2 separate regions of the Homo sapiens genome follow, and region 1 is linked to region 2. Evidence: chromatin loops called from intact Hi-C (ENCODE). Cell type or tissue: mammary epithelial cell. All regions are shown on one strand. Links, peaks and the distances in the headings refer to the core of each region. The heading gives the core; the rest is flanking DNA. Region 1 has its middle 55 kb from the start of DAPP1. Region 2 has its middle 53 kb from the start of C4orf54.

Region 1 (16,506 bases), core at 3,183-11,182, 53 kb before region 2:
ACAGAGCAGAAAAACTGGAAACTCTAAAAAGCAGAGCGCCTCTCCTCTTCCAAAGGAATGCGGTTCCTCACCAGCAATGGAACAAAGCTGGATGGAGAATGACTTTGACGAGCTGAGAGAAGAAGGCTTCAGACGATCAAATTACTCTGAGCTATGGGAGGACATTCAAACCAAAGGCAAAGAAGTTGAAAACTTTGAAAAAAATTTAGAAGAATGTATAACTAGAATAACCAATACAGAGAAGTGCTTAAAGGAGCTGATGGAGCTGAAAACCAAGGCTCGAGAACCACGTGAAGAATGCAGAAGCCTCAGGAGCCGATGCGATCAACTGGAAGAAAGGGTATCAGCGATGGAAGATGAAATGAATGAAATGAAGTGAGAAGGGAAGTTTAGAGAAAAAAGAATAAAAAGAAATGAGCAAAGCCCCCAAGAAATATGGGACTATGTGAAAAGACCAAATCTACGCCTGATTGGTGTACCTGAAAGTGACGGGGAGAATGGAACCAAGTTGGAAAACACTCTGCAGGATATTATTCAGGAGAACTTCCCCAATCTAGCAAGGCAGGCCAACATTCAGATTCAGGAAACACAGAGAATGCCATGAAGATACTCCTCGAGAAGAGCAACTCCAAGACACATAATTGTCAGATTCACCAAAGTTGAAATGAAGGAAAAAATGTTAAGGGCAGCCAGAGAGAAAGGTTGGGTTACCCTCAAAGGGAAGCCCATCAGACTAATAGCGGATGTCTCAGCAGAAACCGTACAAGCCAGAAGAGAGTGGAGGCCAATATTCAACATTCTTAAAGAAAAGAATTTTCAACCCAGAAATTCATATCCAGCCAAACTAAGCTTCATAAGTGAAGGAGAAATAAAATACTTTACAGAGAAGCAAATGCTGAGAGATTCTGTCACCACCAGGCCTGCCCTAAAAGAGTTCCTGAAGGAAGCGCTAAACATGGAAAGGAACAACCGGTACCAGCCACTGCAAAATCATGCCAAAATACAAAGACCATCCAGACTAGGAAGAAACTGCATCAACTAATGAGCAAAATAACCAGCTAACATCATAATGACAGGATCAAATTCACACATAACAATATTAACTTTAAATGTAAATGGACTAAATGCTCCAATTAAAAGACACAGACTGGCAAATTGGATAAAGAGTCAAGACCCATCAGTGTGCTGTATTCAGGAAACCCATCTCACGTGCAGAGACACACATAGGCTCAAAATAAAAGGATGGAGGAAGATCTACCAAGCAAATGGAAAACAAAAAAAGGCAGGGGTTGCAATCCTAGTCTCTGATAAAACAGACTTTAAACCAACAAAGATCAAAAGAGACAAAGAAGGCCATTACATACTGGTAAAGGGATCAATTCAACAAGAAGAGCTAACTATCCTAAATATATATGCACCCAATACAGGAGCACCCAAATTCATAAAGCAAGTCCTGAGTGACCTACAAAGAGACTTAGACTCCCACACATTAATAATGGGAGACTTCAACACCCCACTGTCAACATTAGACAGATCAACGAGACAGAAAGTCAACAAGGATACCCAGGAACTGAACTCAGCTCTGCACCAAGCAGACCTAATGGACATCTAAAGACCTCTCCACCCCAAATCAACAGAATATACATTTTTTTCAGCACCACACCACACCTATACCAAAATTGACCACATACTTGGAAGTAAAGCTCTCCTCAGCAAATGTAAAAGAACAGAAATTATAACAAACTATCTCTCAGACCACAGTGCAATCAAACTAGAACTCAGGATTAAGAATCTCACTCAAAACCGCTCAACTACATGGAAACTGAACAACCTGCTCCTGAATGACTACTGGGTACATAACGAAATGAAGGCAGCAATAAAGATGTTCTTTGAAACCAACGAGAACAAAGACACAACATACCAGAATCTCTGGGATGCCTTCAAAGCAGTGTGTAGAGGGAAATTTATAGCACTAAATGCCCACAAGAGAAAGCAGGAAAGATCCAAAATTGACACCCTAACATCACAATTAAAAGAACTAGAAAAGCAAGAGCAAACACATTCAAAAGCTAGCAGGAGGCAAGAAATAACTAAAATCAGAGCAGAACTGAAGGAAATACAGACACAAAAAACCCTTCAAAAAATTAATGAATCCAGGAGCTGGTTTTTTGAAAGGATCAACAAAATTGATAGACCGCTAGCAAGACTAATAAAGAAAAAAAGAGAGAAGAATCAAATAGACACAATAAAAAATGATAAAGGGGATATCACCACCGATCCCACAGAAATACAAACTACCATCAGAGAATACTACAAACACCTCTATGCAAATAAACTAGAAAATCTAGAAGAAATGGATAAATTCCTCCACACATACACTCTCCCAAGACTAAACCAGGAAGAAGTTGAATCTCCGAATAGACCAATAACAGGATCTGAAATTGTGGCAATAATCAATAGCTTACCAACCAAAAAGAGTCCAGGACCAGATGGATTCACAGCCGAAGTTTACCAGAGGTACCAGGAGGAACTGGTACCATTCCTTCTGAAACTATTCCAATCAATAGAAAAAGAGGGAATCCTCCCTAACTCATTTTATGAGGCCAGCATCATCCTGATACCAAAGCCGGGCAGAGACACAACAAAAAAGAGAATTTTAGACCAATATCCTTGATGAACATTGATGCGAAAATCCTCAATAAAATACTGGCAAAACGAATCCAGCAGCACATCAAAAAGCTTATCCATCATGATCAAGTAGGCTTCATCCCTGGGATGCAAGGGTGGTTCAATATACACAAATCAATAAATGGAATCCAGCATATAAACGGAACCAAATAAAAAAACACAGGATTATCTCAATAGATGCAGAAAAGGCCTTTGACAAAATTCAACAACGCTTCATGCTAAAAACTCTCAATAAATTAGGTATTGATGGGACATATTTCAAAATAATAAGAGCTATCTATGACAAACCCACAGCCAATATCATACTGAATGGGCAAAAACTGGAAGCATTCCCTTTGAAAACTGGCACAGGACAGAGATGACTTCTCTCACCACTCCTATTCAACATAGTGTTGGAAGTTCTGGCCAGGGCAATTAGGCAGGAGAAGGAAATAAAGGGTATTCAATTAGGAAAAGAGGAAGTCAAATTGTCCCTGTTTGCAGATGACATGATTTTATATCTAGAAAACCCCATTGTCTCAGCCCAAAATCTCCTTAAGCTGATAAGCAACTTCAGCAAAGTCTCAGGATACAAAATCAATGTACAAAAATCACAAGCATTCTTATACACTAACAATAGACAAACAGAGAGCCAAATCATGAGTGAACTCCCATTCACAATTGCTTCAAAGAGAATAAAATACCTAGGAATCCAACTTACAAGGGATGTGAAGGACCTCTTCAAGGAGAACTACAAACTACTGCTCAAGGAAATAAAAGAGGATAGAAACAAATGGAAGAACATTCCATGCTCATGGGTAGGAAGAATCAATATGGTGAAAATGGCCATACTGCCCAAGGTAATTTACGGATTCAATGCCATCCCCATCAAGCTACCAATGATTTTCTTCACAGAATTGGAAAAAACTACTTCAAAGTTCATATGGAACCAAAAAAGAGCCCACATCGCCAAGTCAATCCTAAGCCAAAAGAACAAAGCTGGAGGCATCACACCACCTGACTTCAAACTGTACTACAAGGCTACAGTAACCAAAACAGCATGGTACTGGTACCAAAACAGAGATATAGATCAATGGAACAGAACAGAGCCCTCAGAAATAACACCACATATCTACAACTATCTGATCTTTGACAAAACTGAGAAAAACAAGCAATGGGGAAAGGCTTCCCTATTTAATAAATGGTGCTGGGAAAACTGGCTAGCCATATGTAGAAAGCTGAAATTTGATCCCTTCCTTACACCTTATACAAAAATCAATTCAAGATGGATTAAAGACTTAAACATTAGACCAAAAACCATAAAAACCCTAGTAGAAGAAAACCTAGGCATTACCATTCAGGACATAGGCATGGGCAAGGACTTCATGTCTAAAACACCAAAAGCAATGGCAACAAAAGCCAAAATTGACAAATGGGATCTAACTAAACTAAAGAGCTTCTGCACAGCAAAAGAAACTACCATCAGAGTGAACAGGCAACCCACAAAACGGGAGAAAATTTTCACAACCTGCTCATCTGACAAAGGGCTAATATCCAGAATCTACAATGAACCCAAACAAATTTACAAGAAAAAAACAAACAACCCCATCAAAAAGTGGGCGAAGGACATGAACAGACACTTCTCAAAAGAAGACATTTATGCAGCCAAAAAACACATGAAAAAATGCTCACTATCACTGGCCATCAGAGAAATGCAAATCAAAACCACAGTGAGATACCATCTCACACCAGTTAGAATGGCAATCATTAAAAAGTCAGGAAACAACAGGTGCTGGAGAGGATGTGGAGAAATAGGAACACTTTTATACTGTTGGTGGGACTGTAAACTAGTTCAACCATTGTGGAAGTCAGTGTGGCGATTCCTCAGGGATCTAGAACTAGAAATACCATTTGACCCAGCCATCCCATTACTGGGTATATACCCAAAGGACTATATAAATCATGCTGCTATAAAGACACATGGACATGTATGTTTATTGCAGCATTATTCACAATAGCAAAGACTTGGAACCAACCCAAATGTCCAACAATGATAGACTGGATTAAGAAAATGTGGCACATATACACCATGGAATACTATGCACCCATAAAAAATGATGAGTTCATGTCCTTTGTAGGGACATGGATGAAATTGGAAATCATCATTCTCAGTAAACTATTGCAAGAACAAAAAACCAAACACCGCATATTCTCACTCATAGGTGGGAATTGAACAATGAGAACACATGGACACAGGAAGGGGAACATCACACTCTGGGGACTGTTGTGGGGTGGGGGGAGGGGGGAGGGATAGCATTGGGAGATATACCTAATGCTAGATGATGAGTTAGTGGGTGCAGCGCACCAGCATGGCACATGTATACATATGTAACTAACCTGCACATTGTGCACATGTACCCTAAAACTTAAAGTATAATAAAAAATAAAAAAAAAAGTAAGAAAATTATTCTCTTGAACTAGGTGGGCCCAGTGTAATCACAAGGGTCCTTACAAATGAAAGAGGAAGTCAGAAGACAGACCAGAGAGATGGCTGCATCAGAAGGTTGGGCTGGCTTTGAAAACAGAGGAAGGGGCCATGAGCCAAGGAATGCAGGCAGCCTCTAGCAACTGGAAGGACAAAGAAACAGATTCTCCCCTAGAGCCTCTAGAAAGAAATGCATCTTTGCTGACATCTGGATTTTAACCCAGTGAAACTCAGTTTGGATTTCCTGACTATATTAGTCCATTTTGCATTGCTATAAAGGAATACTGCATGAGGGTCAGTAATTTATAATGAAAAGAGGTTTATGTTGGGCCCACATTTCTGCAGACTGCACAAGACGCATAATGACAACATTCGCTTCTGGTGGGCCTCAGGAAGCTTTTCCTCATGGCTGAAGGCAAAGGGGAAGCAGGCATCACATGGCAAGAGAAGGAGCGAGAAAGATGTCAGGCTTTTCTAAACAAACAGCTCTCACATGAGCTAACAGAGTGAGAACTCACTCATTACTGTGAGGAAAGCGTCAAGCCATTCTTGAGGGATCAACCCCATTACCCAAACACCATTCACTAGGCCCCATATTCAACACTGGGGGTCAAGTTTCAACATGAGATTTGGAGAGGACAAATTCTAAACCATATCACTAATGACAGCATTGTAAGATAACAAACTGGTGCTGTTTGAAGCCACCATATTAGTGGTAATTTGTTACAACAACTATGGGTGTATTAGTCCTTTTTCACACTGCTATAAAGAAATACCTGAGACTGAGTAATTTATAAAGGAAATAGGTTTAATTGGCTCACAGTTCCATATGGCTGGGGAGGTCTTAGGAAACTTACAATCACGGCAGAAGGCGAAGGGGAAGCAAGCACCTTTTTCACAAGGCAGCAAGAGAGAGAAGAGCAAAGGAGGAGCTTCTAAACACTTAAAAAACCATCAGATTTCGTGAGAACTCACTGTCATGAGAACAGCATGGATGAAACCGCATGATCCAATCACTTCCCTCCCTTGACATATGGGAATTACAAATCGAGATAAGATTTGGGTAGGGACACAGAGCCAAACCGTGTCAATGGGAAACAAGTGCACCTACTATCCAGGGACAACCACTAGTATAGGTAAACATTTTAATGTATGTATATATATATATATTTATGTGTGTATGATTTTTGCATAAACAGATTTTTTGAAAGCAGAATTCTTTAAGAGACTGCTTTGGAAGCAGGAAAAGTAGAGAGAGAAGGGAAATAATGCAAGTTAGGGTTCAGTTAGCAGTCAAATAATATAGCAGCAGTGTCAAAATAGTTGACGTCTGCAATGGCCTGAGTCAGCCAGGGCACACATAGAAAAATGCTGTGAATGGTACTCAGAAGATCTGCAATAGGGTTCACTAGGATGACTCACACTTCAGAAACAAATTTGCCAGAATTAGTTGCTAAAAGGTTGAGTCACTCATGACAGTATGCCAGCTGGCAAAAAGAGTGCCACTTTTAAGTTGAATAAAGCTGAGGTTAAAGATGCAAAAATTATCTCATGTGGTAGGACACTTTCTCCCTCCAGTGCACTGTCCTTCCTCACCTGCCAGACCATTCACCATTTCCACCTATGGGTCTGGGTGCAGTGATGTTTAAGCAAACCCGAGTTCTCCCTTTCTTTGCTTTAATCCCTTTTCAAGGCTATCAGTTCACACGATGTCATTCTGGGCACCAGGCTGTAGGAGTCTATCTCTGAACTTAACCTGGCTAGTATATATTATGGCTTCTTCTTAGGGTCTCTTCCATTTTCTCTCCTTGAGGCTGAATCCTCCTTTCTAGATCTGCACCATTTTTCATGCCCACCTTCTGACAGATTCACACAATAACAACAGCATCTCTTGGAACCCTAGATTTATTTTGCCATTCAGGCAATGAGCTTTTAGGTTCCTTTTTACACAGGTCAAGCTCCCATGGGATGCTGAGAATCTTGGGTACAGACATGATCAGTCCAATGATGCAAGGACAGTGGCAGTCTTTTCACTTAAGCAAAAGAAAATTAGACTTTGGAAGCTGCTGATGTTTTAAACATCGTTCCAAGAGGTTTCAAGACGAACTTGCTGCAAAGCTGCAAAGAACAGCAGAGGCCATGGCATGGATGCTGCAGAGGTTCAAGACAGCAGTGGGGAAGTAACAAATGTGCCAAAGGATGGGGTGGGAAGACACTTACGATGTTCAGGACTATAGAAGAAACTTGAACAGACAAATATAATTTTCTCCTTAAGAACACCCATGATATAATGTGCCTGAGAAGATGCCAATGATGGGGTCTTGTATCCTAGTGCCAGCTGGTGGGGAAACCAATCAAGTGACTAGCAGAGAGAGATAAAGATCCCAGGAAAGATATTTAAGAGACACTCTTGTGACGGTGATTGGAAGGTGCTGCCAGTGCTTAGTTATAAGTAGCTGACATCCTTCTGGCAGTAAATTTTTAAAAGTACAGCAAAGAAGCGGTATAATTATAGCTCACTGTTGAGTGCTTACCACCTGCCAGACACTGGGTTAAGTGCTTTATATACATGATTTTATTTTTTATTATTTGTTTTGGGAGATGGGGTCTCGGTCTGTCACCCAGGCTGGAGTGCAGTGGCACAATCTCAGCTCACTGCAAACTCTGCCTCCTGGTTTCAAGTGATTCTCATGCCTCAGCCTCCCGAGTAGCTGGGATTACAGATATGCACCACAACACCTGGCTATTTTTGTATTTTTAGTAGAGACAGGGTTTCACCATGTTGGTTAGGCTGGTCTTGAATTCCTGACCTCAAGTGATCTGCCCACCTTGGCCTCCCAAAGTGCTGGGTTTACAGGCGTGAGCTACTGTGCCTGGCCCACATGATTTTATTTAGTATACCTTATTATAGCAGCCCTATGAGGGATATTGTTGTAAACAGAATTCTAAGATGGCGTCCTTGGTCTCTGCCCTATAACAATAGGTCCTGCATTATCTCCTCCCCAAGAGTGCAGGTGGAACCTGTGATTTGCTTCAAACCAACAGAATATGTCAATCCCTCAGTGATCCTTGTTCATTTCCTTCATGGTGCTTAGGACAATCCAAACAATAATCATTTACTTCCCATTGCTCCATGAGAACTTGGATGATCCCTGTTTTGTTCATTGTTGGATCTGTAGTGGTAACACACTTGTGCCTGGCATTTACCAGCAGCTCAACAAACACATAATTTATCAGATGAATGAATTAAGGGAGATCCCCTGTTCATATAATGTAAAGAAATAAAGAAGCAGAACTATAGGAAGGGATGGACTTGAGGATGAAGCTTTTGCTCAGGAAATTGACATGCTCAGATGGCAGCCATCCATGGGAGACTCACACTGCCTATTGCTGGCCAGCAATGAAGTGTTCAGGGCCAATAGCAAACTTTTGACCAAAAGGTGGAGAGAGGCTGGAGGAAAGCCAACAATACTGGGTCTCTGAATAAAAGTTGTCTAGGTGTGGGCAAATTGAAGAAGGAAGGAAGACAGAATCACAATTGTGTCAATAATGTTATTGATTGAGTGGAAACACAGCAGTCAGAAACAGGTAAAAGTTCCAAAGGAAGATCCAACAGAATGGATAAGACACACTCTTGAAAAGAGAAGATTCTGGTAGATGAAAAGAAAATAATGAAGACTTGGGGATACTGCAATTATAGGAAACTGCTATCATATATCTATGGAAAGTTTTGGTAATTGGGAAGTGTAAAAATATTACAATTAAATAAATTTGGGTATTATTAATTTGCATATTTACATAAATGTTTTCATAGAAACCTATGAAATAACATATATAAAAGAACTTTAGAAAAGCAAAAAAGCAATTGCAATGAAAGCCAAAATTGACAAATGGGATTTAATTAAACTGTAGAGCTTGTGCACAGCAAAAGAAACTATCATCAGAGTAAACAGGCAACCTACAGAATGGGAGAAAATGGAGAAATTCAAATCAAAGCCACAATGAGATACCATCTCACAACAGTTAGAATGGCAATCATTAAAAAGTCAGGAAACAACAGATGCTGGTGAGGTTGTGGAGAAACAGGAACGCTTTTACACTGCTGGGAGTGTAAGTTAGTTCAACCATTGTAGAAGACAGTGTGGCGATTCCTCAAGAATCTAGAACCAGATATAACATTTAACCCAGCAATCCCATTACTGGGTATATATTCAAAGGATTATAAATGATTCTACTATAAAGACACATGCACACATATGTTTATTGCAGCACTATTCATAATAACAAAGTGTTGGAACCAACTCAAATGCATATCAATGATAGACTGGATAAGGAAACTGTGGCACATATACAATATGGAATACTATGTACCCATAAAAAAGGATGAGTTCACACCATTTGCAGGGATGTGGAAGAAGCTGGAAGCCATCATTCTCAGAAAACTAACACAGGAACAGAAAACCAAACACCACATGTTCTCACTCATAAGTGGGAGTTGAACAATGAGGACACATGGACACAGGGAGGGGAACATCACACACCGAGGCCTGTCACGGGGTTGGGGGCTAGGGGAGGGATAGCATTAGGACAAATACCTAATACATACGGGGCTTAAAACCTAGATGACAGGTTGATAGGTGCAGCAAACCACCATGGCACATGTACCTATGTAACAAACCTGCACATTCTGCATATGTATCCCAGAACTTAAAGTAAAATAAAATAAAAAAGCAACATATAAATGTAAGCAATTTTTTTCTTTATAATCGCAGCAGTGAGAAAATCATTAATGCAAGCATCCCCTTGGAGAGACAAAGTACTAAAGCTAGGCAAGCCTTGAGACACAGAGTTCTTTTCCTCACCAAAATACCAAGAACAAAGGAACAAAATGTTCAGGAGAGGAGCCGCTCTGTAGAAGTAAGATGAGTAAAATAAAGTTGCCAGTTGTTAACATATTGCTTGCATTATTTTTTTGAATCGTAACTTTCCTAGTATTTCCTGTATCAACTTTTATACTTTAGTGCTTAGTTCTTTCTCAGATGTACTTCATAACTACTCAAGAAAGACTTAATTACATGACATGAGGCTCTTAAAACAGTTCCTAGCACATAGTAAGCAACTCCATACGTATTTGATAAGTAAGTGCATGATTCTAAACATTCACCTCAAGTCTGAATTTCATCTTCTATGTGGTTTTCTTTATCATACTTAAACTCAACAGGGTTAAAATATGAAATGAAACAAATGATTCACAAAAAGACTGGGAATGGGTGTATTAAGTGGGTTGGTACATTTATAAAAAAGAGTTAAATGACTCATCTTACAAATTTTTTTCTCTTCTTCACACTCTTCTTCCCCCACTTCATATGATCTATAAATATATCTGAACACTGGGAATTTTACCCTAACACTTTTAAAGACTTCAGCAGAAAGCTCGTATTTCTCTATAAAAATAACCCTTTCCTTTTCATTTGTGACTAATCACTTCCCCCAATCATCCTTAAAAGAAGCATGACAAAAAAGTGCTTAAAATTCATGTTTCTATGTTCTATTTATTGCTCTGAAAATACAGGATATCTGTCGAGGAATGTGGAGTTTAGTTTTCAATTTGCTTTGTCAGCATATGGACCAGCACTGAATTTATGTTTCTTCAATTCCAGATCTCTAATGGACTGAATTTATGTTTCTTCAATTCCAGATCTCTAACGGACCACACTAAAATTCCTTCTGGTGAACTGTGGGAAATTTTCCACTTCCCAGTTGGTGCTGCTTGAACTTCATTTAGAACTCTGTGATATGTGCCTCCTGCCTTGTGTTTCTTTCTCTGCCCAAATGTGGAAGACCGGATGGCACAGAGGGGGAGGACACAGAGGCGGGACTGCAAGTGCCTGCACCTGTTGGAAATGGCAGGTCCTGTGCTTTCTTCCCTGCCCCTCATGCCTCATGTCCATCTCTTCAGCTCTCAGGGCTGAAGGTTCTGCATTCTTTTTTCCTAGCTTGTTTCTGGCCCCAGTTCTTACATGTTGTCCACTAATAGGAGTGATGCATGAATGAAAAGCGATGAGGAGGGGGTGGGAGCCATGGGCTGGGTGGGATCCAGGCATATAGGGGGCTGTAAAGAGGGTACAATCTGACCTGGAGCAGATGTTATACCTCTGTGAGCCATCCTGGTGGCTCTACATTAGGGAACTGATTTTTCAACCCATATCACTGTGGGAGAGAGGGTGCACAGTACTTCACATTTAAAAATAAAATTTGTCTTTAAAAATATCTATTTTATTTTATTTTTTTGAGACAGAATCTCCTTCTGTTGCCCAGGTTGGAGTGTGGTGGTGTGATCACAGCTCACGGCAGCCTTCACCTCCCGGGCTCAAGCAATCATCTCGCCACTGCCTCCTGAGTAGCTTGGACCACAGGCATGCACCACCACATCCAGCTAATTTTTAAATTATTTATAGAGATGGGTCTTGCTATATTGCTCAGGCTGGTCTCAAACTCCTGAGCTCAAGTGATCCTTCTGCATTAGCCTCCCAAAGGGCTGAGATTACAGGCATGAGCCACCATGCTTGACCCTAAAACTGGTCTTTGAATTAGGGAAGAACAACTAGTAACAGGATAATTAGTTTTTAAAAAAAACTAAAATTCAACGTTTTACCTCACACAGATGGGATAAAGGGAGTTTTAAATTTATTTCAGGGCTAATAGCCACAATTTAAAAAATACTAAAAACTACACATTGTTCAATAGTGAAAGAAAGTTGTTATGAGATTTGTTTTGGATGGGCACATATCCAGTTCACTTTCTGGCACGTTGATTACTAATTCTCCTTTTTAAAAACAAAGACAGCAGGGTCTATATCCCAAGACTTGGGTTCCAGCCTGAGCAGCTTGTCAGACATTATTCAAACTCTTTGGACCTCAGCTTTTCTCATTTGTAAAATAAAAGATTTAGTTCAAATGAGGGGTCGGCAACCTTTTTCTTTAAAAGAAAGATGGCAAATATTTTAGGCCCTGAGGTTCATATAGTCCATGTAACAACTCAGCTCTGCTGTTGTGCTGTGAAAGCAGAGGTAGACAATAAGAAAACAAGTGGTATACATGGATTGAAACATCACCCTGTACACCATAAATATGTACAATTATTATATGTCAAATAAAAATAAAAGAAAACTTTTAAAAACTCATTTAAAAAATTCAAAAATTCAGTCATTTAAATGACTGACCAAAATGATGAATCATTAGGCCAGGTGTGGTGGCTCATGCCTGTAATCCCAGCACTTTGGGAGGCTGATGCGAGCAGATTGCTTGAGCTCAGGAGTACAAGACCAGCCTGGCCAACAAGGTAAAACCCCATCTAAAAATACAAAACTTAGCCTGGCATGGTGGCACACGCCTGTAATCCCAGCTACTCAGGAGGCTGAGGTGGGAGGATCGCTTGAACCCAGGAGAGGGGGGTTGCAGTGAGTCAAGATCGCACCACTGCACTCCAGCCTAGGGGACAGTGAGACCTTGCCTCAATAAAAAGAAAAAAAAAAGTCATCAAAAAATTCAAATGATTAACAAATGTGAAAAAAAAAAAACAAATGAATATGGCAGTGTTCTGATACAATTTTATTCACAAAAACAGGTACGGGGCTGGATTTGGTGTGCAGGAGGTAGTTTTCTGACCACTCTAGAGAGGTCTAGATCACTTGTCTTTCAACTGTTTTCCTCAGAGATTGCTGGGGCTGCCTTAGGAAGAAAAAGGAGTAGGGAGCCTGAGCACATGGGATTGTGCAGTTCTCGCCTCCATTTCAATCAAAGCACTTCTTTTTCATATTTTGGACTTCTAAGATTTTTTTTTAAAGGTTTTTCATTTGAAAAGCATGTAAAAAATATTGTCTTTAAAGTCCCCTTGAAAATTGTATGCTTCTGGCCGGAAACGGTGGCTCTCACCTGTAATCCCAGCACTTTGGGAGGCTAAGGCTGGCAGATCACGAGGTCAATCTTGATCGAGACCATCCTGGCCAACATTGTGAAACCCTGTCTCTACTAAAAATACAAAAATTAGCTAGGCATGGGGGTGCACGCCTGTAGTCTCAGCTACACGGGAGGATGAGCCAGGAGAATCATTTGAACCAGGGAAGCGGAGGTTGCAGTGAGCGTAGATCGTGCCACACTGCACTCCAGCCTGGGAACAGAGCGAGACTCCGTCTCAAAAAGAAAAAAATCCTATGCTTCTAGGCAGTGTCAGCCACTCATGCTTTTGACCGCCTGCTTCCCACCCTCCTGCTTTACCCGCGCTTCACCCTGATGATATTGCGGCTGCTGTGTTTCCTTTTCTGGTCCAGAATTCTCCATGGATTAGACCCCTATATTCCAATTTCTTTCTGGACAACTCTCTGGATTTTCCGCAACTACATCATAATCAATATGTCAAAAATACTCATTATTTTAAACTCTAAAGCTGCTCCTTTTCTCTTTTTTCATCTGAGTTAATGGCTCCAGCTTCCCTCTAGTCACACAAACAGAAACCTGGGACTTAACTCTTTTCTCTCCACTGAGAACCAGCCCCCGGTTCTGACAGGTTTTATCTTGTGATCACATGTTCTAATCTGTTCCCTCCTCTGTGTTAGTGCCTTCATCCTGATGTAGGCCTCCATCTCTCATCTGGGCGGTTCCCAAATGAGAGAAAAGGAGAGAGAGAAACTGGTGACAGGAATAAACTGGTCTTTGCCACCTTCTCAGTGTGTGAGAATGATCTGTCTAAAATGCAGCACTGAGCTGGAAACTCGCCTGATTAAAATGCTTCATTAGTTTTTTATTCTATGCAAGATAAATCTCAAGTTCCTTAACCTGGAATTAGTATAAAAGTTGTCCATGACCAACTTCACTGGTTAGAACCACATGAAATAGCCATTTCTCTAGGTCAAAATGGCTGACTGTAATAATGGTTTATGGTTAACCTAAAACTTTTCTGGTGTCATCTCCTACCATTCCCTAACTCATACTTCATACACGGGAAGAGGGGGACGGGATGGGGGTGGTGACGGGGGAGGGGGAAATTCCTTTGCTGAAACTGAGATCCGCATCTTGACTGACCTCATTAATTTCTATACATCTTTCTCACCTTAGTTCTGGTGGACATTTCCTTCAGATCTCCAAAGTGCTTCCTGAGAAAATGTTCCCTCTCTGTATTCCCAAAGTAACCACTGCAAAAGACAGCCATAGTACTTAGGCATTGCGTTGAAATTGTCAAATGATCTGTTTGTGTCCCAGCCATCTGCCCAGACCTTCAGGAATTTGGAAGCATCTTTGCCTCCCCTCTGCCTGGCACAATGGATTTAGTCTATTGAACTACACTTAATAGACTGGATCAAAGCTATCAAGGTGTCCCCCAATTCTTAGCAAATAACTATCACTAATAAACTGCTTTTGGATTTCACAGTTGTGTTTGAATTTCAGAACTCTTTGGTGGATTTGAGACTGACCAGTGTTTTTATGTGCTGATAAATGTGATTTGAAGCATGAAGCATTAACTAAATGAATATTCAGCTTTGAGAATTCAAGAATAAATTAAGCCAAAGGCTTGTACTTTTAGTCATAAGATTTATATCAGAATAAATGATTTGAGTAAAGGATTTCTGGAGTTGTGCTGTGGGAGAAAAACATTTTTATAGTATGAGTAATGCAAACTTTCATTTTCAAGTTCTCTGAATGTGCAAAATTGCTTTTCTTCATTACATACAGATCTGCATAGATGAAGATGTGATATTTCAGCCCTCCTCCCCCACAAAAAACATACTGAGAAGATTGTAGGCAAATAGTAACTTTAGTTTAGATAAAAAATAATTCTCAGTCATAATTATAACAACCCAGCTGTGAAACTATATATGGCGTGGGAACAGACATATATATTGGGCTGTTGGGGGAGGTGAACAAACTTTTATTCATGCAGGGATGGAATGTTCCCAGATAAAGCTCTCCTGCCTGGTGGAGAGGTAGACAACAAACAAGCCAGTAAGCAATGTCAGCTAATGGGTCACATAGTTGTGTGGGGCTCCTGGAGTAAAGAGCCCAAAGAGGGAGGCAGCCCGCTGCAAACAGGTGATGGCTGTACATATTCAAAGAACTGGAGTGAAACAATAAAAAATAGCAGGCTTATATGGGAGGTAAATATTGAGCACCTCTCCTAGATACTGTGCCAACTGGAGGGCTCTCACAAAGAAAGCCTCACTGTGGCATCCTCCCCTGTCCTTTAAATGCCACACACAGCTGTTAAGCCATCTTGCTCACCAGTATGTGTTAGGAGCCTCATCCCCAGCGCAGCACTAGGCATATAGCAATTAGCAAAGGTTTTTTGACAGTCAAAACTCTCCCACAGGGAGAGGGAAAACTGAAGACCAAGAAGGACACAAGCCTGTGCAGAAGCTACATGAGCATACCAAGGTTGCAACATATCCTGTGCTCAGAAAGGGCTTTATATCCTGGATATTGAAGCAACATGTGTGGAGGATGTGTACAGGATTTCATGGCTATCATAATCAGTGTAAAATCTAAATACAGTGAATACCATGTTTTTCTCCTCTTCTTCCTCCCCCCCGCCCTTCCCTCTTGCTCCAGAGCTGTGTGGCTTATCAGAGAAAGCAAGGTGACTTTTCTAAATGCAGTTGTGTGGAGTCTTATTTTACTGCCACACCTGGTTCCATGTCCATATGAAACCGCATGTATTCCCATTTTCCTTTATCTTCACTTTGAGTACTTTTAAGTGTCTGGGTTACTCTCCATTTTCCTTTTTGGCTCTCAGCCATCATTCTCATAATGATCTCTAATGGCTTTCTCTGGGCCTTGACCAGAGATTTTTTTTTTTTTTTTTTTTTTTTTTTTTTTGTCCCCTGTGGTATTTCCAACCAGAGCTTTTTTCTAAGGAGATTATATATATATATATATATATATACTCTCTGCTTCTTGTAATAATGGTGATGATGGTGTGTGTTGTTTAGCCAACATTTACTGAGTATTATTACATGCCACACACTGCTATGAGAAATTCAAATATGTTATTTACTCTCATTCACTCATTATTTGATTTTTATTCTCTGTGTAACTCATTAAGTTAGGTATTGCCATCTTCATTTTTAGATAAAGAACCCAATGGTAAGAGAGAGAAGTTTGATTAATACTGTTAGCAATTAGCAAAGTTAGAATTTAATCTGTGTTCTGTTTGACCTCAAAGCTCAGGCTCCTTCTACTTGATAACTTTTGTTGCAAGTGGTTGCACCTGGTTCTCCATCATCACCTGTTTTTGTTCGTCTAAGTTGGCTTCATTTACTTTTCTTTCAATGTATCCTACGTATTTGACTGGTACTTTTGTGT
Region 2 (16,506 bases), core at 5,130-13,129:
CTTGTTTGGCTGGCTCAAAGAGCATTCTATTTTTTTTTTCATGGAGGGTATAGACAGCTTTCTGCAACACCTATTTTCTTGTTTATTGAAATTAGGAATCAGGTGTATATGAAAAATAGAAATATTACAAATAGGTAATTTTAAGATTTGTAGACCTCAAAAATAATGTAATATCAGTCATTTAAAAAACCCATTAATTCTGGGATATTCAAATATTGCTTGATACAGAGGAGATCTCTTAAATAGAAACTTTTTTTTTTTTTTTTTTTTTTTGAGATGCAGTCTCCCTCTGTTATCCAGGCTGGAGTGCAGTGGCGTAATCTAACTGCAACCACCACCTCCCGGGTTCAAGCAATTCTCCTGCCTCAGCCTCCCAAGTAGTTGGGACTTTAGGCACACACCACCATGCCCAGCTAATTTTTGTATTTTTAGTACAAAAGGGGTTTCACCATGTTGGCCAGGCTGGTCTTGAACACCTGACCTCAGGTGATCTGTCTGCCTCAGCCTCCCAAAGTGCTGGGATTACAGGCATGAGCCACCATGCCTGGCCTTAAATAGAAACACTTTGCATGATGTTTCCTTGTTTATATATGAAAATCAGATATAGATCAAACAATAATCAGCTGATTAGCAGATCGTACTATGTTGCTACTCTAGCCCAAGTTAATTGTTTATTTAAATTAGGATGTTATTATCTTTACGAGGTTTAGTTTGCTAGGGGCTCCATAACAAAGTACCACAGACTAAGTAATTTAAATAAGAAAAATTTATTTTCTCATAATTCTGGAGGCTAGAAGTCTGAGATCAAGGTGCCTGCAGGGTTGATCTCTTCTGAAACCTCTCTTCCTGACTACATTGTAGATGGCCATCTTCTCCCTGTGGCTTCACCTTTTCTTCCTTCTGTGTCCTAATCTTTTCTTACAAGGATATCAGACATATTGGATTAGGGCCCACCCTAATGACCTCATTTTAACTTAATTACCTCTTAAAGACCCTATCTTTAAATATAGTAAATTCTGAGGTTAGGACTTATATGAGTTTGCAGGTTGGTATGGTTTGGCTATGTCCCCACTCAAATCTCATTTTGAATTGTAGCTCCCACAATTCCCATGTGTCATGTGAGGGACCTGGTGGGAGGTAATTGGATCATGGGGGCAGATCTTTCCTGTGCTATTCTTGTGTTAGTGAGTAAGTCTCATGAGATCTGATGGTTTTATAAAGGGGAGTTTCCCTGCACAATTTCTCTTCTCTTGTCTGCCACCATTGAGATGTTTCTTTCACCTTCTGCCATGATGGTGAGGCCTCCCCAGCCACATGGAACTGTGAGTCCATTAAACTTCTTTCTTTTGTAAATTACCTAGTCTTGGGTATGTCTTTATCAACAGTACGAAAATGGACTAATACAGAGGTATATAACTTAGTTTCAAACAGGAGGTATTAGCAAGCAAAATAAATTTGCAAATACATAAATTTTTCTAAGCCTACTACATTTCAGGCAATGCGATACTTGTTTTATATACATTATTTCATATACTTCTTACACTGACTTGAAAAGCTAGATTATTAGAATCTCCATTTTACAAATGAGAAAAGTTGAGCTAAAAAAGTTCATTAATGTTTTCAAATCTATAGAGAATGAATTCTCAAAACCATATCTGTACATTGTCTCCAGAAAATGGAAAAATTACTATTATGCTCTTGTAGGAGTGAAGGGAACTTTCCTTCTACTCTGATGTTTTGATAATTTGCATCTCTGGAATAAACTAACAGTAGACAGATTAACAAGAGGAAAAGCATACAAATTTATTACATGCAAATGCCCAAGAGCCTCACAAAATATAAGACTCAAAGAAGGGTCAGATGGTTGAAGTTTAAATAGCAATTTATTTTTAAGAGACAGGGTCTTGCTCTGTCACCCAGGCTGAAGTGTAGTGGTGTGATAATAGCTGTCACTGCTGCCTCAAACCCCTGGGCTCAAGTGATCCTCCTGCCTCAGTCTCCTGAGTAGCTGGGACTATAGGTGCATGCCATCATGCCAGGCTATAAATGGCATTCTGAGCTACAGAAAGAAATAGAGGCTTAGGACTTCTTCATGTGAGGGATCAACACAAGCTGTGAAAGGGTGAGGGAAGGAAATGTATGGTGAGCAAAGGTGTTTTGTTATGCAGGTAGTCTCTCAGGTGACAGTATAGGTGGTATAGTGACCTTTAGTCTTCTTTCCTATGAGTTAATCTTCCCTGTTCGATGGACTTTTAAGGCAGGAGCTCATGACAATTACATTCTTTTGCAAGAAACTTCCCTTAGTCAAATAAACAAACTTCAGGGAAAGCCCCTCCCTGCACTTGGAGGAGAAAGAGGGATGAGAGATAGGAGGGCAGAAGAGGATCAGAGACCTTGGTTCTTCTTTAGTTCAAAGTACTCAGCATGCCAAAGCACCATACTTTGGGGTATTATTTTCTGAGCCCCAACACTCCTTTGCAATTTACCCAAGTTTACATAGCTGGTTGGCAGCCAATACAGGCCTCCTGATTCCTTGTGCAGCACTGATATGCAAATAATATTAAATAAATCTATAAACAAATGTAGTTTTTAGTGAAGCAGGAAAATTTCCCCGACCCTTTTGTGGACCGGAACTAGAGTGTGAGCATGGGAACTAGCTGGCTGCTTCAGCGCTGGCAGGGGCAAACTCCACTCACTCAAACCCGCTGTGCTCAACTCCTTGCAGAAGGGAGCATGCAGGTGAGCAAGTGCAGGAGCCTGGGTGAGTGCTTTTGGCTGTTGGCAGGAATGAACTCTGTATAGGTCCTGTGGCAGCGTCTAGTGGGGGTGCCTGCAAACCCTGAAGCCCCAGAAGAGTGTTACAGTCAACGTCCTTTTAGTTTTGCCACCTGTGGACAGCTTAAGTGTTAACACCTCAGTGGAGGGTCAATGTGACAGTCTTTTGCACCCGCACCCGAGTTCTCATCCAGTATCCAGGAGGAATGAGGTCACATGAACAAATTTGAAGGATGGTAAATGTGGAGGATCTTATTGCCAATGAGAGTGGCACTCAGCGGGAAGGGGAGATGAAAAAGGGATGGAGCAGGAAGGTAATTTTCTCTTGGAGTCTGGCTGTCTCCAGCTGGACTCCTCTCTGAAGTTATGCCATCAAGCTGTCCCTCTGAAGTCAAGCTGCTTCTCTCTAACTGTAGCCTCCGACATCCATTGTTTCTCCTCTCTTCTGCTGGTGGAACCTGTGGTTTTTATGGACATAGCATGTGGGGCAGGGCAGGCCATGGGAGGTTTTGGAAAAGGTAACATTTGAGCAGGAAAACAGGAATGTATGTTCTCACTTTGGGCTGTGGTTCCAGGCTCCCAGGTGGCACCCTTGCCAGGGACCTGCCCCCTTCTGCCCAAAATTTCCCTGCCTCTTGTCCCTATCATTACTACTCTGCTTATTAAAAACAAGGACTTTACTTTTTCCTTCTGTTAGTTAGACTTTTTAATTTTTCTAGGAACAGAGAATATTGAACAGGATGAGTTCTTAAAAACCATCAATGCTTTGCTTGTTAACCCAGTTAATTAGGGCTCTGGAAAGGATATATACTGGCAGGATAACTAACCATCCCAGTTTGCCTGGAACTGAAGACTTTCCTGCAGTATGAGAGTTTCTAAAGCTGAGATAGTCTTAGTTTAGAAACAGAAATGGTTTTAGAAGCAGAAAAGGAAAGAAACCATCTTAGTGATCAGAGAGCCAGGCCTATGAAGGACTAGGTGATCAATTTGAATACAAACAATAGAGACTCCCAAGAGACTGATATGCAAATGGACAATGTCCAGACCATATATAAAAATAGAACTTTGATCCACAACTTGTAGAAACCTGCCCAGGAAACCAGCTCCTTATCTGCAATGAGCAACACAAGAAGCCATCCTGCTGTAAGTCAGACCTGCAGGAAGCCAGATTGCTATCTGTAGTGATGATCCAGGAAGCTAAACAGTAGCTGCTATAGCAATAGGCCCCAAATAGCCAGGACTTGATTAATAATTGACAGCATCCCTAATTTTGATCTCTGCTTCCAACCTAGGACCAGAGAAATCAGAATATATACCCCTAACTAATCACACAGGACAACCTGATTCTGGTTAGCCCACTTATAGCTTCCCCAGGCCAAAGCCTCCGATCAGTGCATGCCTGAAGCCTTCCCTTTTTTCCATTGTAAAGCTTTCCCACTTCTTTGCCTGCCTTTAAATCTCTGCCAAAACTCAAGGGATGATGCAGACTCTTCTGCTATAGCAAGCTCAGAATAAATAACCTTTGCTTTTCTCATTTGGTTGGTCTTTGTTTATTTCCACACTCCCGTAACTGCCCGATGGGTTCTTCCTGCTCACTACACAAATAAAATCAACTCACCAAGACCATGGCATTGCAGTAAAGAAAGAGTTTAATTGACATAAGGCCAGCAATGCCATGTGGGAGACTGAGTTATTACTCAAATGAATCCCTGAAGGCTCAGAGGTTAGAAATTTTTCAAAGATAGTTTTGTGGACAGGAGGCTAGGGTAGGAAGCATGCTGATTGGTTGGGTTGGAGTTGAAATCATAGAGAACCAAAGCTGTCCTCTTGTGCTGAGTCAGTTCTAGGGTGGGGGCCACAGGACTGGTTGGCACGTCTAGGTGGTGACATCTGGTTGTCAGAAACGCAAAAACCTGAAAAGACACCTCAAGAGGCCAATCTTTGTTCTACAACAGTTATGTTATCTTCAAGACTAATAGGGGAAATTGCAAATATTATGACCTCCAGAATAATGACTGAAAATTATTTAGAATTCAAGCCCCTCTCATCCTCCTAACTTGGTGCCATTTCATTAAGCTTTACAAGAACAGTTTAGTTTTTAGAAAGGTCTATTATTACATAAGCTATAAATTAAGTTTCTCCCAAAGTTAGCTTGGGCTATGCCCAGGAATGAGCGAAGGGAACCAGCCTGTGAGGCTAGAAGCAAAATGGAGTCAGCCACGTCAGATTTCTCTGACTGTCATACTTTGGCCAAGGTGGTTTCAATACATCAACAGGGCACATTGTTGACTCTCTGGTGTTCCAGGATTGCGGCGACTCAGCATTTTATCCTTACTGCTCTTATCTCTCCAGCTGCCATAGAAAATACCCTGTCATCCTTGTGTTCCCAAGGCTTCTGTTTGCTACCTTATTCCTGCCTCCTTCAGGTTCTCTTCTCCTCCACTAGCTGCATTTCTCCTAGAGCTAAACTCTCGAAGAGATAGAAAATCTGACTGCAATATGTATTGAGCACCTAGTGAGCATCCTTATTATGCATTGTTATGGCTCCAGCCAACTGGTGAACTGCAGGCCAGACTACAGATTGCTGCTTTTGGCTCAAAAGCCTGTTTTGAGGCAATTAGCTGTGCTCATCGTAACACCATCATATGGTTCAAAGCATGGCCGTTTATGCATAAAGTATCATTTCATTCAAAAGGTGTATGTGTACACTCCATGTATTCTCTACTTTTTTTCTTGTTTCCAAGAGCTCCTTTTCCCGGTATATCTGGAAATAAGAAGCTTTGAGTAAGTGCTCAATCTGATTTGGCAGACTTTTATCCCTGCCTTGTTACTACTGGGTTTTCTTGAATAGAATCTTACAAATCAGATTCCAAATGAACAATATGGCATTCTCTCACCTTACTGAATAGTCCTTTGCATACGAATAATTGTTATTAATTCATAATTCTATAAACTACTTTATTTTCAAAGGAATTTGAAACAAATAATGGCTACTTCCGATTCCATTTTTCATAAAGTTCTTCAAGATATTTAATCTTGAATTACTTGTATTCTCTTATTTGTCATGTATTTCTCATATTTTCTGAGCACCTAATAACTTTCGGGCACTATATGATTATCTATCTGTCATATAGTCTTATTTCCAAAGCAAAATTGTTATGCTTAAATCTTCAAATTACTTCACTGTAGTTAAATCGGTAGGGGAGTAGTCAGAGAAACAAGCATAATTTCAATAACAGAAGGTCACTAGGCTTAAGGGTTGCAGTTTTAGGATCTAATCTCCATTGCCCATGGAGATGAGAACTCCTATTTTGTGGCACACAACTAATCGAGATTACAGGAAGATGAGTTCCAGAGGCAAAGGGAAGTTGCTAGATTCTGTCTTAATCCCACAGCCACCCAATTCTCTTAATTTTTAACTTTGTAGTCACTAGACAAATAACTGTTCTTTTTTACAAATAGCTTTTCTAATGGGAAATACAACCTGTTGACCAGTTAAAATTAGAGTTTACTCTTCCTGGCAGTGGTGTTTCTCTCAGTGTGCTGATAACAAGTATTTCATTGTACAAATTTTTATTTCCTGAGTGTGATTTGCTTGTCTCAAGATCTTATCAAACTTGAAGGAAAGAAACTTAATCAGCCTAGAGGTCCTCTCTGACCAGAAAAGAGATGATACACCATGGAGTGGACATTCCTTTCATGTCTTTCTTTGGTGCTGAGTATAGATGCTAGGGCGTATAAACAAGTATGAATGACAGTAGTTGTCAACTCATTTCTGAAAGCAATTGGTATTGTGAGTTTATCCAAGGAAGACCCAGATAGCGCAGATCTTGGAATAAAGACAGGGCTGTGGCATTCTGCTATGAGAGCCAGATGGGTCAACACTCAGAAGCACAGGGCAGGTAATGGATGTGTGTGTGTGTGTGTGTGTGTGCACGTGTGTGTGTGTGTTCCAGCTATAGAGAGGTGTGTGGGCATGGGAAGTAGGAAAGGGGATTGGGAATGACTGGAATTGGGGGAAAAAGAGTTTTATTTTCAAAAGCCCAAATCCAGGTGTTGGGTTCAGAAAACAAGCCCAGGAAAAATGATTTCTTCAAAAACTAAGAACTGAGAAACAGACCCTAGCAAGCTTGGGACAATTAAGAAGGGCTTGCTGTTTCCATTCTGTATCACTTAGTATTCTGCACAAGGTATGGCCCTGTTTTGAGATTTCTATCATAAGTTAAATCCATTCTTATACCTTTTCTAAATCTTTCTGTAGGTTTGAGAAGCAGAGTAATGTTGAGGGCCACTGCTGTGTGCACAAAGCTGCAGCTTATGTAAATGCTCTATTCATCATTACTCAGCGATGGCAAAGGTAATCACTAATAACCTCTGCAGGTTTAAAACTTCTCACCAGCTGTCAAATGACCATAAAAAGTATAGTTGACATATCTGCACAGAAAAATTCCAGGCTGGATGAGGTTTACAATCCTTAGCTGCCCTGATTCTGTCCCACCTTTTTGCTTTGCTTTACCTTTTTGCTTTGCTCATCTTTTTGCTTTGCCCTACCACCGTCTTTCCAGCTTCCTTAGCTAGAATGGCCCCTGTCATCTGCACACCACATCCTTACTCATACACTGCACCTCTCATCCCAACCATGCTGCCACCATGTAGGAAAATTACTCTTACTTCACCTGAGCAGGTTAGTCTTTGACTCTAGCATAGAATTGGATGGCACAGAAAGCACAGCTTTTTTCCCCTTACCTGACTAAACCTCACCTCACGTGACTAAACCTAACCACATGTATCTTAGCTAGAAAGCATTACTCCACCTTAGTTCCTTCTTGTTCACACCCTGTCTACGTTTACTAGATTAAACAGATGTGGATTCATGCTGTTAAAATTATGGTAACAGTTTCATCCAGAATTGATTCTCAGAGTCCCAGGGTGCTCAGTCACTGTGTCTTCATTTCCACCCTACTCACTGTCCCTCAGGAAGAAAGCCATTTCTCAATGTGTTCTCAAGCTTTCTGTCTTGAGCCATCACCATCTCACTGACTTCATTCATGGTGGGCTCTATGGCATTGGGGCCCAAAATATTCAGCCTTATGCCCTCATTCATTTCACTCCAGCTTGTATAATTTACTTGATACTACATGTTTACTAGCTAGTGAGATACTAAGATTCATTTCACCCTCAAAATAAGCTCAGCTTCCTCATCTACTATTCCAAATTGGCATCAGGGCCAAATCTTATCATTATTTATCTGTCTCTGATGACAGATTCCATCCATTCTCATTTCAAATCTCTATCAGTTACTTCTGACTAGGAGAAACAGAATGTCTGTCTTTTCATTTTGGAATTGTCCATATGGGTTCCCTAAGTTCCTATTTCCTCTCTAAAAGATGCCTTTAAATCTTAGCTCATTTTCAGAACAAGGAGACTCTCAGTGAGTAACCAAACTTATGTCAGCAGCTCTACTCATTGCCCCAGGTTGTTCTAGGTGACTCACCCCTGAGGAAACTCTGAAATGTCATTTTCTAGTATCCTGTACCTGCACTACTTAGCAACAGCAAAACTATTTTATGCTGACTATAAGCACAACAGACACAGTTTCCATCAAGGGAAAAGAAGAGCTAGTAACTGACAAATTCAAAGTATCAATTACTCCCTAAGCTTAATATCAGAAAAAGCCCATAGTATCTATTTTGAAAGTGGTTTTCCTGGTCCACAAGACACACTAGTATGTCTCAATAGGATGTTTTTAAAATAATGTACTACATGTAAACTGCAGCTCAAAGAATGTAAACAATTGAAATCATCATACCATGATTCAGGAAAAGTAAGAAGTTATTTTAGAATAGACCTGATCTTTTTTTTTTTTCTTTGATGGAGCCTCACTCTGTCACCCAGACTGGATGGAGTGCAGTGGCACAATCTTGGCTCACTGCAACCTCCACCTCCCGGGTTCAAGCAATTCTCCTGCCTCAGCCTCCTGGGTAGCTGGGATTACAGGTGTGCACCACCACGTCCAGCTAATTTTTGTATTTTTAGTAGAGATGGAATTTCACCATGTTGGCCAGGCTGGTTATAATCTCCTGACCTCAAGTGATCTGTCCACCTCGGCCTCCCAAAGTGCTGGGATTACAGGTGTGAGCCACTGCTCCCAGCCTAGACCTAATCTTTACATTAGATTTTTGGCACACAATGCTGGTATCATTCAAACATTAAACTTCACTAAGTGTATAGGAATTTAATTCACTCACAAGCATTCTGTAAACTTTTAAGGTTTATGTATTTTTATGAAACATTTATTTCTATAGGTTCTTATGTTTTTGCAATTATTTTAATTAAAGTACATTCTGGATTTGCTATGTTATCTTATTAAGAAAAGATTAGAGAATCTACATTCTGATGAGTCAGCATAGCCAGTTGGCTAGTCAGAAGTGACTCTGTGTTCATCAGTATCAGCTGTGACAAGTATTTATGTCAAAGGGCAGCCATGAGCATTTGTGCAGGCATAATATTAATCAGGGGAAATATTAATCAGAGAAAATGTATAACATGCAAATGATGAGTGTAAGCCTTCTACTGAAAAATTACATGAGTAGTTCTCCAATTTCTGCTTCAATATATTATAGCTTCTTGGTAACACAAGCAGGATAATCCTTTAGTTCTATCAGAAATACAATTGCCTACCATGGTTTAACATTTGAATTTTCTTCTCAGGAAACGTTACGGCGTGAAGCAAACTGTATCGGAAGATGCAGCTCTACATCATGTCTTAGCCTCAGCAGAACAGTAGTCAACATGAGCTACTGAAGCTCAGACATGATATAATAGGGTTTAAGTTCTCTCTTCTTCTGTTCTTCTTCAAACTAAAGTAGATTACTTTCACTTTACTATTTTAAAAATTATATTTTATAATAAAGAAATATACCTCCATAAATGGTAATGGAACAAATGTTATCCACATTACAAAATTATTATTATTGGATCCCTACTACCTACCACAAACAAAAATCAGTCCTAAGTAGACTAAAGATTTAAGTGAGGAAGAGAAAATATAAACCTATAGAAGAAAATATAGTAGGATATCTTTAAAAATTGGAATAGGGTAGAATTTTTTAGACAAAAGTAATCCAAACCATGAAGGAAAAGATGAATGAATTCGACTACATTAAATATAAGGACACTTTCTTTTCCCCTCCCTCCTTTCTGTCCTTCCATAATAATGCTACCCAAAAACTATAGGGACCAGGGGCCTGAGCAAGGAAGGCACATCTTACAAAGGCAGCAGCATCTCACAGAGGTGTTGGGTGCTTTTATGAGATAGGAACATCCAGTTCTGTAGCAGCCCGGCAAGGTCAGTAGATTGCTTTCATATGAGGACTGACCAAATGTGAAAGCAGATTGAGAATAATGGGAGCAAGATTTCACAAAGTTGGAGAAAAAAGTTACAATTACAGAAAACAGGGAAAGCTAATATAAACCCCAAAGTTTTCAATATATGGAGGTCATAAAAATAAATATATTCATACATACGTAAGTGTGCATGTGTGTGTTGCTCTCTGCATGGCATATTGCTCATTTGGAAAATATTGCTTCACTGAGATATGCAGATCTTCCAAATTTGACACTTTTTATTGTATAATATCAAATAAACACATTCTTAATAAAGCCATTAATCAGAAAAGTCTTTATGTATTGGCAAACTGTTTCTTTACTGTGCAGATACAAGTTTTCTAAATTCTGAATTTGCCTAAAAGCTTAAAATGGAATTTTGTCATTGGCCATAAAGACTGCCTGGATTCTCTAGAGAATACACCTTCCAGTCCTTGCTAGATTGGAGCAGAGGTAGTCACTTAGCTATGAGGTGTGGGAGGCTACCTGGGAATCTACATGCTCTTTATACATACTTTTATCATTTCTCACTACATTTCTCACCATCTACTTCCACAGTAACTGGTGCATCCAATGCTTGGGACTCTCCTTGGTGCTGCTGTATGAAACAGCTTGCTATTTTTGAACATCTTCCTTTGCATCTTAGATGCTTACATTTCAGCTTTCTTTACTCTGCCTAGCCAACATCTCATCTTCCAAAAGTTTATTGACATACCTCATTTCCCGTAGTCTATTCTCTTTTTAAATTGTGGTTTTAGAATATTTTTATCTTTTATTGTTGTTTTAATAGGGTTTAGGGGAGGAAATAAATATTTGTGCTTAATCTGCCATGTTCAAGGCTCCTGCATTAAGAATGTAATTTTAAAATTTGTCTTTCTCACCTCTTCAAACAAAACCGTTCAAGCTTAGAGGATTCATGTCTTAGATTGCATTCATAATGTAAAGAATATCACCCATCTTTCTTCGATAGTGAAATTGTGAGACTTCTTAGTGGTACAGGTTGCGCATCACAAATCCCAAATCTGAAATGCTCCAAAATCTGAAACTTCTTGAGTGCTAACATGATGCTCCAAGGAAATACTCACTGAAGCATTTTGAATTTTAGATTTTCTGATTTGGGGTGCACAACTAGGATGTATAAAGCAAATATTACAATCTAAAAAAAATCAAAATCTGAAACATTTCTGGTTCTAAGCATTTTGGGTAAGAGATACTCAACCTGTAGAAGGCAATAGAGATGAGGAATGCTAACAGTCATTTTTATGTGTGCTAATTTTCCCTGTGGATTAAAGCTACTTTCTGGGTGTAAATTGTGGTTCAAATATTTTGCCCACTTTTAAATTGGGTTGCTTTTTTTAGTATTTCTATTCTGGGTACAACTTCTCTGTTAGCTATGGGTATGTAAATATTTTTCCCATATATGGTTTGCCTTTTCATTTTGTTAATAGTGTCTTGATGAATAAAAGTTTTAAATTTTAATGAAATCAAATTTATCTATTTTTCATATATAATTAGTACTTTTCGTGTCACCTCTAAGAAATCTTTGTCTCCCAAGGTTCCACAGATGTTCTCTTATGTTTTTCCTAGAAGCTTTATAATTTTTGCTTTTACATTTAGGCGTGTGATCCATCTTGAATTGATTTTTATGTATAATGTGTGGTTGAAGTTGAGGCTTATTTTTTTTCCATATATTTATTCCAGTTTTTCCAGCTCCATTTGTTTAAACAATTTTTCTTCACCTATTGAATTGTCTTGAAACCTTTATAGAAAATCAACTGACTCTGTATATAAGGGTTTATTTCCCAACTCTTAAATCTTTCCTATTTTTTGTCTATACTAATGATAATTCTAAATTTTTTAATTACTGTAGCTTTATCATAGGTCTTGAAATAAAATGTGAGTGCTCCAACTTTTTGTAGAATTATATTGTTGATTTCTATAAAAATGCTTCAGTGTTTTGATTGGGACTGGGTTTAACCTATAGATCAATTTGGGAAGAATAGACCTCTTAACAGTATTGTGTTTGTTGATCCATGAATATTCTATATCTCTCCTGAAATTCATTTAGATTTTTAAAATTTATTTCAGGAATGTTTATAATTTTAAGTATAGAGATCTTTTATATCTTTCATTAAATTTATTCTGAAATATTTTGTATGTTTGTTGCTATAATTTAAAAATATTTTCCAATTGTTTTCGGCAAGTACATAAAAAGAAAGTTAATTTTTTGGTATATTGATCTTATTTCTTATGACCTTTACAAATTCACTCACCAGTTCTAGTACTGTAGTTTTTAAAAATAGATTTCTGGCCAGGCACGGTGGCTCACATCTGTAATCCCAGCATTTTGGGAGGCCAAGGTGGGCAGATCATTTGTGGTCAGGAGTTCGAGGCCAGCCTGGCCAACATAGTGAACTCCATCTCTAGTAAGAATACAAAAATTAGCCGAGTGTGGTGGCATGCACCTGTAATCCCAGCTACTTGGGAGGCTGAGGCAGGAGAATTGCTCGAACCCGGGAGGTGGAGGTTGCAGTGAGCCAAGATCGCGCCACTGTACTCCAGCCTGGGCAACAGAGCAAGACCCTGTTTCAAAAATAAATAAGTAAGTAAACAAATAAAAATAAAAATAGATTTCTTCATGATTTCTAGATGAAAAATCATGTCATCTGGAAGATAAATATGGTTTTCATTTTTTCTTTCCAATTTATATATTATTTTATTTCCTTTCCTTGTCTTACTGGGGGGTTTCTCAACCTCAGTGCTATTGACATTTTGAGTCTGTCCTGTGCGTCCTAGAATGTTTAACAGCATCCCTGACCTCTACCCTGTAGGTAAGAGTAACATCGCCTTTTCCCCAGAGTTGTGAAAACCAAAAATGTCTCCTGGCATTGCAAAATAATCTCTTGCAGGGCAAAATCATCCTCCTGAGTACCACTGCCTTTTTGCATAGACTGGGACCCCCAATGACATGTTGAAGAGAAGTGGTATAAATGGACATTCTTGTGTTGCTTTCAATCTTAGAAGGAAAATATTCAGACTTTTGCTATTAAGTAAAATGTTGGCTGTGGGTTCTTGTTATATATGCCTTTTTATCAAATTGAGAAAGATTAATTCTAATCCTGGTTTACTGAGCTTTGTTTTTTGGTCATGAATGGATATTGGATATTGTGCAATGCTTTTACTGCGCGTATGGAGATGATCAAATGATTTTTCTCCTGTATTTTGTTAATATTGTGAGTTGCATTCTTGATTTTTGAATGTTAAACTAAACTTACACTTTACTTAGAGTGTATTATGCTTTTTACATATTGCTGAATTTCAGTTGAAAATATATTTAGGATTTTTGCACCAATATTCTTGAGAAGTATTGTTCTGTAATTTTCTCTATTTGCAGTATTTTTGTCAAGTTTTGGAACCGGGGTATGGTATCCTCAAAAAGTGAGTTGGGAAGCTGGCAAATTTGTAATGTAATTCTCTATTTTCTGAAAAAGCTTGTGTAATATTGGTATTATTGTTTGTTTACAGATTTAAGAGAACTCATCAGTGAGCCCATTTGAGTCATGATTTTTGTGTGTTTGGGAAGATTTCTAATTAGCAATTCAATTTCTTTATTAAATGAAGAGTTATTAAGATTTTTGATTTCTACTTGTGTTGATTTTGATAGTAATTGGTTTTGGCAGGGGTAATTTGTCCTTTTCATCGAATTTGTCCAATTATTAAATGGGTTCTTGATTGGATCCGTCTCATACTAATTTTGGTATATAATATTTATCATATGAACATATATTCATATTTATATACACAATTAAAATTAATTAGACCAAATAGGAAATCATCCTGGCTTTTCAGTCTTTGTAATGATGGTTAGTAAATAATCTGAACAAGGAAACTAAGTAAGTGTTCATTATTCTGGTTAATATATTTGTGTGTGGAAATAAGATATATTTTATACAAACTCCAAAGTGTGATTGATTGAAGGGAGTATAAAACCAGTTTCATATGAATTATTATTTTTTGTTTTTGTTTTTCATTTGTTTTTTATTATAGCCATCTCTTTTTAAATATACTTTAAGTTCTAGAATACATGTGCAGAATGTGCAGGTTTGTTACATAGGTATACATGTGCCATGGTGGTTTGCTGCACCCATCAACCTGTCATCTACATTAGATATTTCTCCTAATGCTATCTTGCCCCTTGCCCCCTGCCCCCCAACATGCCCCAGTGTGTAATGTTCCCTTCACTGTGCCCATACGTCCTCATTGTTCAATGCCCACTTATGAATGAGAACATGTGGCATTTGGTTTTCTGTTCCTGTGTTAGTTTGCCGAGAATGATGGTTTCCAGCTTCATCCATGTCCCTACAAAGGACATGAACTCATCCTTTTTTATGGCTGCATAGTATTCCATGGGGTATATGTGTCACCTTTTCTTTACCAAGTCTATCATTGATGGGCATTTGGGTTGATTGCAAGTCTTTGCTATTGTAAATAGTGCTGCAGTAAACATACATGTGCCTGTGTCTTTACAGAAGAATGATTTATAATCCTTTGTGTATATACCCAGTAATGGGATTGCTGGGTCAAGTGGTATTTCTGGTTCTAGATCCTTGAGGAATCACCACACTGTCTTCTACAGTGGCTGAACTAATTTACACTCACACCAACAGTGTAAAAGTGTTCCTATTTCTCCACATCCTCTCCAGCATCTGTTGTTTCCTGACTTTTTAATAATCGCCATTCTAACTGACGTGAGATGGTATCTCATTGTGGTTTTGATTCGCATTTCTCTAATGACCAGTGATGATGGGCTTTTTTCATATGTTTGTTGGCCACATAAATATCTTCTTTTGAGAATGTTCATATCCTTTGCCCACTTTTTGATGGGGCTTTTTGTTTTTTTCTTGTAAATTTGTTTAAGTTCATTGTAGATTCCGGGTATTAGTCCTTTGTCAGATGGATAGATTGCAAAAATTTTCTCCCATTCTGTAGGTTGCCTGTTTACTCTGATGATATTTTCTTTTGCTGTGCAGAAGCTCTTTAGTTTAATTAGATCCCATTTGTCAATTTTGGCTTTGTTGCCGTTGCTTTTGATGTTTTAGTCATGAAGTCTTTGCCCACGCCTATGTCCTAAATGGTATTGCCTAGGTTTTCCTCTAGGGTTTTTATGGTGTTAGGTCTTACATTTAAATCTTTAATTCATCTTAAGTTAATTTTTGTATAAGGTGTAAGGAAGGGGTCCAGTTTCAGTTTTCTGCATATGGCTAGCCAGTTTTCCCAACACCATTTATTAAATAGGGAATCCTTTCCCCATTTCTTGTTTTTGTCAGGTTTGTCAAAGATCAAATAGTTGATGTGTGGTGTTATTTCTGAAGCCTCTGCTCTATGCCATTGGTCTATATATCTGTTTTGGTACCAGTACCATGCTGTTTTGGTTACTGTGGCCTTGTAGTATAGTTTGAAGCTAAGTAGCGTGATGCCTCCAGCTTGGTTCTTTTTGCTTAGGATTGTCTTGGCTATACGGGCTCTTTTTTGGTTCCATATGAAATTTAAAGTAGTTTTTTCTAATTTTGTGAAGAAAGTCAATGGTAGCTTGATGGGGGTAGCACTGAGTCTATGAATTACTTTGGGCAGTATGGCCATTTTCACAATATTGATTCTTCCTATCCATGAGCATGGAATGTTTTTCCATTTATTTGCTCTCTTATTTCCTTGAGCAGTGGTTTGTAGTTCTCCTTGAAGAGGTCCTTCACATTTCTTGTAAGTTGTATTAATAGGTATTTTATTCTCTTTGTAGCGATTGTGAATGGGAGTTCACTCATGATTTGGCTCTCTGTTTTTCTGTTATTGGTGTATAGTGATAGTGATTTTTGCACATTGATTTTGTACCCTGAGAATTTGCTGAAGTTTCTTATCAGCTTAAGGAGTTTTTGGGCTGAGAGAATGGGGTTTTCTAAATATACAATCATGTCATCTGCAAACAGAGATAATTTGACTCCCTCTTTTTCTATTTGAATACCTTTATTTCTTTCTCTTGCCTGATTGCCCTGGTCAGAACTTCCAATACTACGTTGAATAGGAGTGGTAAGAGAGGGCATCCCTGTCTTGTGCCAGTTTTCAAAAGGAATGCTTCCAGCTTTTGCCCATTCAGTATGATATTGGCTGTGGGTTTGTCATAAATAGCTCTTATTATCTTGAGATATGTTCTGTCAATACCTATTTTATTGAGAGTTTTTAGCAGGAAGTGGTGTTGAATTTTATTGAAGGCCTTTTCTGCATCTATTGAGATAATAATGTGGTTTTTGTCATTTGTTTTGTTTATGTGATGGATTACCTTTACTGATTTTC

The links. A loop is a pair of places that touch in the nucleus more often than their neighbours do. Peaks named below come from ENCODE experiments on the same cell type or tissue, not always from the same donor. Only the 100,000 strongest peaks of a DNase experiment are listed, where the experiment ranks them.
Region 1: a loop joins it to region 2, with 3 times the contacts of the local background. A loop is called at or near these places in 4 of 110 quality-filtered maps.

What each region holds. Positions count from the first base shown.
Region 1 is chr4:99,754,046-99,770,551 of GRCh38, reverse strand. No RefSeq gene overlaps it. Among named protein-coding and RNA genes, the nearest start is that of DAPP1, 55 kb to the left of the region's middle. In mammary epithelial cell, for the core only: no CTCF peak of the experiment used is centred there; a DNase peak (open chromatin) is centred at 6,571.
Region 2 is chr4:99,702,909-99,719,414 of GRCh38, reverse strand. No RefSeq gene overlaps it. Among named protein-coding and RNA genes, the nearest start is that of C4orf54, 53 kb to the right of the region's middle. In mammary epithelial cell, for the core only: no CTCF peak of the experiment used is centred there; DNase peaks (open chromatin) are centred at 7,544 and 8,264; H3K27ac peaks cover 2,166 bases.